Regions from separate parts of the Homo sapiens genome. Here region 1 is linked to region 2. Evidence: read pairs that join two places in POLR2A ChIA-PET (ENCODE). Cell type or tissue: CD4-positive, alpha-beta T cell. All regions are shown on one strand. Links, peaks and the distances in the headings refer to the core of each region. The heading gives the core; the rest is flanking DNA.

What was found. Peaks named below come from ENCODE experiments on the same cell type or tissue, not always from the same donor. Only the 100,000 strongest peaks of a DNase experiment are listed, where the experiment ranks them.
Region 1: POLR2A ChIA-PET joins it to region 2 with 9 read pairs; 3 of 35 experiments call an interaction of 5 or more read pairs at or near these places.

Annotation. Positions count from the first base shown.
Region 1 is chr14:98,102,716-98,105,634 of GRCh38, reverse strand. The region is part of intron 1 of LOC105370655 (a long non-coding RNA gene); the gene reads left to right. The region is part of intron 3 of LOC105370653 (a long non-coding RNA gene); the gene reads right to left. Among named protein-coding and RNA genes, the nearest start is that of LINC02295, 32 kb to the left of the region's middle. In CD4-positive, alpha-beta T cell, for the core only: no CTCF peak of the experiment used is centred there; a DNase peak (open chromatin) is centred at 1,734.
Region 2 is chr14:98,017,108-98,020,026 of GRCh38, reverse strand. No RefSeq gene overlaps it. Among named protein-coding and RNA genes, the nearest start is that of LINC01550, 40 kb to the right of the region's middle. In CD4-positive, alpha-beta T cell, for the core only: no CTCF peak of the experiment used is centred there; a DNase peak (open chromatin) is centred at 1,186.

The sequences.
Region 1 (2,919 bases), core at 206-2,705, 86 kb before region 2:
CATTATCTATCCATTATTTATATTTAGCTATCATATATATGATGTACATATTCACATCTATATATACATATACTTTTCCATCTCCAGTAATTTTTATATCTGTGATTAAAAATTTAAAAATATAAATTTAATATCTCCCTTATAAGTTTAAAATACTTTATTGTTCTTTTCTTCTCTCTTCTTCCTCTTCAGAATAAAGTTGAAACTCCAGTGTCCTTTTACCCTCCAGGGGCCTCTCCTACCTCATTCCCTCTAACCCTGCCACCAGACCCCTAGGAGAAAAGGCTTCAGCTCAAACCTCAGTGGACCAGGCTCTCTTGCACCTCTGGACCTTCTCATATGCTGCCTGCTGCCCTTGAAGGGTGGTGGGCTGCTGTTCTTCTCAGTGTCCCTCCCAGTAACTGGTCAGGGAGAATGCCCAGGCCCTGTCTTGCTGGGTGAGAGGAGGGAGGGCAGGCGAAAGAGAGAGAGTGGAGGAAGGAGAGCCCAAGCCAAGTGTTGAATCTTCAGCATAAAATCTGTCTAAAGTCCTTCTTAGTTATAGTGGGGAAAGGCAGGAACTGGTTGTAAGGCAGGAATGATGGCAGCAGGGTGAGGTTTTCTAAACTGACTGCTCACACTTTTGGAGTTATTTATTCCTTGAGAGAGTGGTTTCTAGTACTCCCTAATTTTGTGTTGGCACATCTACCCAGAGCCAACTTCCTAAACAAGCCAAGGGCCATGCACAGAAACTGGAAAAGATGAGAGGGACTTCTCCATGGTTGGAGATATGCACTTCATGTCACTCCCATCCCTGCATAAAATCCTCCTGCGATCTCCATAGTCTTCCATATAAATTGAACACTTTATTCCAGGTTCTAAGGTCCTCCCTCCTGACCCTCAGCACACCATCTCTCCCCCTCTCCCAACACCCAAGCCTGCATGGGTCCCCTGGGAAGTTCTCTGCATGGATCATTCTGTTTCACTTCCTCAGGCAGATGATCAGTCTGTTCCCTCTGCCAGGGGTGACTATGAAGCCACTCTTAGGTGGACACACTTGTCTTGACCATTCACATGTCCACTAGGTATTAACTCTGCTGGAGTGCTTTCACATCCTCCCTAAATCCAGCCTCCATCTCCTCATCTCTACCTCTAAATTGAACCCTCACTCTACCCATGAAGGGATGGGTTGTATGGTAGAGTGTGTGGAGACAGGGATGAATAAATGGACAGGTGAGTAGTTGAGTGTATGGAGGGATGGATGAATGAATGAACAGGTGGATGGATGAGTGTGTGGAGGAATGGATGGATGAATGGATAAGTGAGTGGGTGAATGGTTGGGTGATGGATGGATAAGTGGATGATGGATGACTCGGTGGCTAGATAATGGATAGATAGTGGGGTGCATGCATCTGTTTGAGGTATGTGAGTATATGATGATCATGATTATGATGATAACAAAATGACTCATTGGATGCAGAGAGATCCGTAATAAAAATGTCATGTGAGAGGCCTGAACTAATGTAGTGGCAGAAGATAGGCAGATGCAAACATAAAGTACAGGATGATTTTTAGGAGTCATTGATGTCATCAATGAAGGAGAGGAAGCTGTTGACAAAAACAAGTGATGCAGCCCAATGAGTATCAGAAGCCTATGTCTGCTAGTGCTGCGTAAAAGCTAAACATATTTCTTTAGCACCTGCTGCATGTTTCACACAGTGGGGCACTAGGGGGCTGTGAATGTAGTTGCGTGGCACATGGTTGGCTTCAGGATGATGACACTGTAGCTATTAGTCTAAAGAGAATTGAGGATGCAACTGCTCTAGAAGGAAGTGGGTTTATTATGTAACTCATTAAGTCAGTGATTCTCAGCCTTCTCTGTACATCAGAATCACCTGGGGGGATTAAAAAGCTACACATGTGGAATTTACAACTTCTATTCAACTGGTCTGAAGTGGTCTCAGGTATTGCCCAGATGTGAATTCAAGGTGTGAACTACTTCATGAGCACACTAATTAATAAAATTCAGCCTCCAAAATTTCTACTCATTTTTCCAAATGGGTATTGCCTATTTGGCAACACTTTCTTTGCTTACAGAGCCAGTCTGCCACCCTCTTCCCAACTTCTGTAGCACTTTGCTCACATCCTTATTAAACCAAGTACTGCACCATTTGCCTAGCTGTGCCAGAGGTCTGTCCCTTTCCCTCACTGAGGGCATAGCCAGAGATCAGCTGGCTGCAGAGGACAGAAACCTGAGGACATTTGGAACTTAACTGCAAAAAAGATCATGGGGCGTTCTAGGCAGTGAGAAGGCTTGTTTTCCTTGGAGATATGTGGCATCTCTTCCCTTTAAGCACCTGCCTCATCCTTTTTGCAAGTTGTCACTGGGCACATCGTGAATAAGACTGCTCCACAGTGAACAAGAAAACAGGGGCTTCATCTCCTAATTCACTGTGGGGCTGATACATGGCCAGATATCCATTCCTGATCCAATCAGCTGAGGCCAGGGAGACAAAACCTGTGTTGCTTAAATTCACTTTTCCCTAGAAGGCAGAAGAGAGCAGGTCTCCAAAGGAGGGCTTATGGCTGGGAGAAAGTGACCAATGCCTTGTCCCATCCACCTCCTTGTCAACCCAGTTTCTAGCCCAGGATGCATAATGGGTGCTCAGGAAAGACTTTTTTTTTTTTAATCAAAAACTGGAACAACTGAATCCTGAGAGCCTGGCTAGTGATAAGGAATAATTTTCTCCCAAGTTCCAGAGGCCACTTGGTACTGTCTTAGAAATGGATTGAGATTTTACAAATCTAAGTCATCCTAATTGGGTGAGTGAGGAAGACTTGAAGAAATTTTCCCCTTTCCTAAATGTCATATATACCTCCCAGAAGAGCAATACCCCATTGAAGAAGTCCAGTCATCTATGCTGCCTGACAATTCCTAAA
Region 2 (2,919 bases), core at 205-2,704:
AATAAATTTGTGTTGTTTGAAGCCACTGTTTATGGTCATTTATTACAGCAATGGAAAACTCATGCAACAAAGGGCTTGAATACTGAAGACACAGTAAGAAGACTGTAGGCAATCCTGGAAGCCCCAGAACCCCGGTCACAGAAGCTTTTTATTAAAAAACTGTAGCTTCTGCCTTGAGGAGAAGCAGCAGGATGGACACATATCTGGTTTGACACCACCAATCATGACCAGACAGTCAGAAAGCAAAGTGGCACAGTTCAGGAACAGTATTTCAACCAACCATGGTATATTATGAGATTTCTGGTTGGGACTGGGCTGGTAAGAATTCCACAAGCAAACAGCCATGTCAACATATCTTAAAATCTATCATTCTACAGTGACTTCCATTTGCATTTCAGTAGAGCTTTAGCGTGTATATCAATATTTTTTATCCATCAGCTTCCAGTGAAACAGTCTGGCTCCAGGAAGAACAAGTGCCTGGGTGCCCAGCGAATGCAGTTTTTGTAGTTTGTCATAAAATTGCTTTCTCCCAATCATGAATTCTCTTTCATCCAAAGAGCTCCTAGTGTTTTATTCATAAATATAATTATCCTCATTTTACAGATGAGGAAACTGGGTCATAGAGATTTGAACACTGTGAATTAATAACAGCAATAGAAGAAAAACTTGCCTCAAAATGCAAATGATTTACTTTCTCTTCTCAGTTATCATTGTGTATGCAGCTATCATATACCTATATATGCATATACATACACACACATATACATATACATAGAGGGAAAGAGTTCAATTTTGCAGAAGTAATTTTCAAGCTCTTGTTTTCACAGTACAATATCGCGGTCCCACTGTATTCAGCCAGGAGCACTCACAGTGTTTTAACTCCAAGTAAAATTCAGATGCGCTTTTATGTCAACATGGGCACACACACAAAAATTGGGACTGCCTATGGGGCGCACTGGCAATAGGGCCCTATATAATTCTATGTTAGAGACAAAAAGTTAAAAAAAAATCCTCCTTTATAAATACCAACATTGTGGAGTTGATAGCAACCAGGGATTTGCTTTGTTAAGTTGCTGCCTGGGCTGATAGCTGGCATTCTTCTGTGGGGCTAGGAATATGAAAAGAGACAACCAGCTCTGCCTGGGATGTGCAGAGCCTTTGCTGTGGTCTGAGTTGATTCAGTCAAGCCTTCATCACCAGAGATTTGAAAAGCCGGTGCAATCCTTACCAGCCCAATCCAAACCACAAATGTAATATGAGGGCTGGGTGCAGACTGCATCCTGTTTTAGAAACATGAAGCCCGCTCTATGAAACTCACAAGGACCCCTTCTCTGCTCCCCACCCTCCCCCTTGCCTTTGGTTAAATATTAATAGAACTCCTTTAATTTGAGTTCAAATTGTGTAAAGGAAAATAGACTCTGACACTGATTTTGGTATTTCCCACTATTATCTAGAGTAAAAACTGACTAATAAAAGTTGTTCAGTAAATGATTCTTGCACAAAAATGAGAAAGTCCTGTCTAGTGTTCTTGAATCTCTGTCCTCCAGTCCATTCCCACTACCCCAACTCACACCCTTGTTATCTTCTGCCTATTTTAACAGCCTCCTAACTTGTTTTCTGTTAACAATTTATCACTCCACCAAAGCTTGAGTAATATGTCCAAAACATATCCTAACCCTCCTACAGCTTGAACTCTTCAACTATATGCTCTGCTCCTCTAAGACAGAAAAAACTAAGACCAAGCTCCCTGACATACAGACAAGACCCCTGATCTGACTTTGGCCACTTCCTTGCCAGATCTCACACCTTTAATAACATTTTCTTCTCCAGTATCCCAGGATTGCTCAGAGTTACATGCATAATGTCATTTCTCTTTGCATCTCTGCCATTGCTGTTGCTGTTGACTCTGTCTGGAGGTCCATTTCCTCTTCTTGGCACCCTCTACAAAATTCCACCCTGCCACTCAGTTTCCCTCTAATTGAAAAATATATATAGCCTTAAAGAATTGGCTTAGGGTTCTTTGCTTTCAGAAAATTGTGTTTATCACCCTTTCCTTCTCTAAATCTGAGCTGTGCTCTATGCTCTCCTATACCTAACTTCATAACTACACTTGCCCTATGTTACAGTTATCTGTATGTTTCTCTGTTTTCTCTCTTTGGACTATGAGGTTTGGTGAGCAGGGACACAATTATATGCATCTGGCTATGCCCAGGGTCGAGCACTGGGTCTCACACACAGTAGGGGCTCAATAAAGTGTACTGAAAGAATGAATAGATGTCAGGAATTGCTGATCCAAGAACAAGTGCATGAATGGCTGCAAAGGTCTGTTGTAAGTACTTAGCCTCCTACGCAGAAAAGGGTTAATTGCCGCTTACCTGGAGTTCTGAGTGAATTTTACTCTCTGGTGTCAAACTCCATTTCCATTCACCTCGCCCTTATTCTAATGACATAGAACTGGACAAATAGGAAAGAGCACCCATAGCACAATTTCTGCTGATGAATATTTCAGCAGGTGCCTCTTGGCTAAGAGTCAAGATGAAAGCCTGGCTCCAGGCAAATTAAGAGGGGAAGAAAGACTTGTAAGTACATAAGGCTTTGGAGAAATGCCCCAGTGCTGAGACCTCGACAGGAATCCTGCAATTGAAAACCAAGAGATCACAGCCCAGAGTACTCTCCATGTCTCCTCCTGGGCTTGAGTGGGGGATCCGGAGGAGTCAAGCTGCTCTCAGAGGTGGAGCACCGGCCACTCCCAGAACACTCAGCATCAGCATGCGAGGCGCAGGGACCAGACTGCCCATCCATCTGTAAATGTACAGCCCCTATTAAAGCATAGCTTCATGAGGAAAAGGTAGGGCTGGGTGACCTGTGGCCAGATCCTGCTACAAGAACACTTTCGCATTCTCTCCTCTTTTTCCCTTT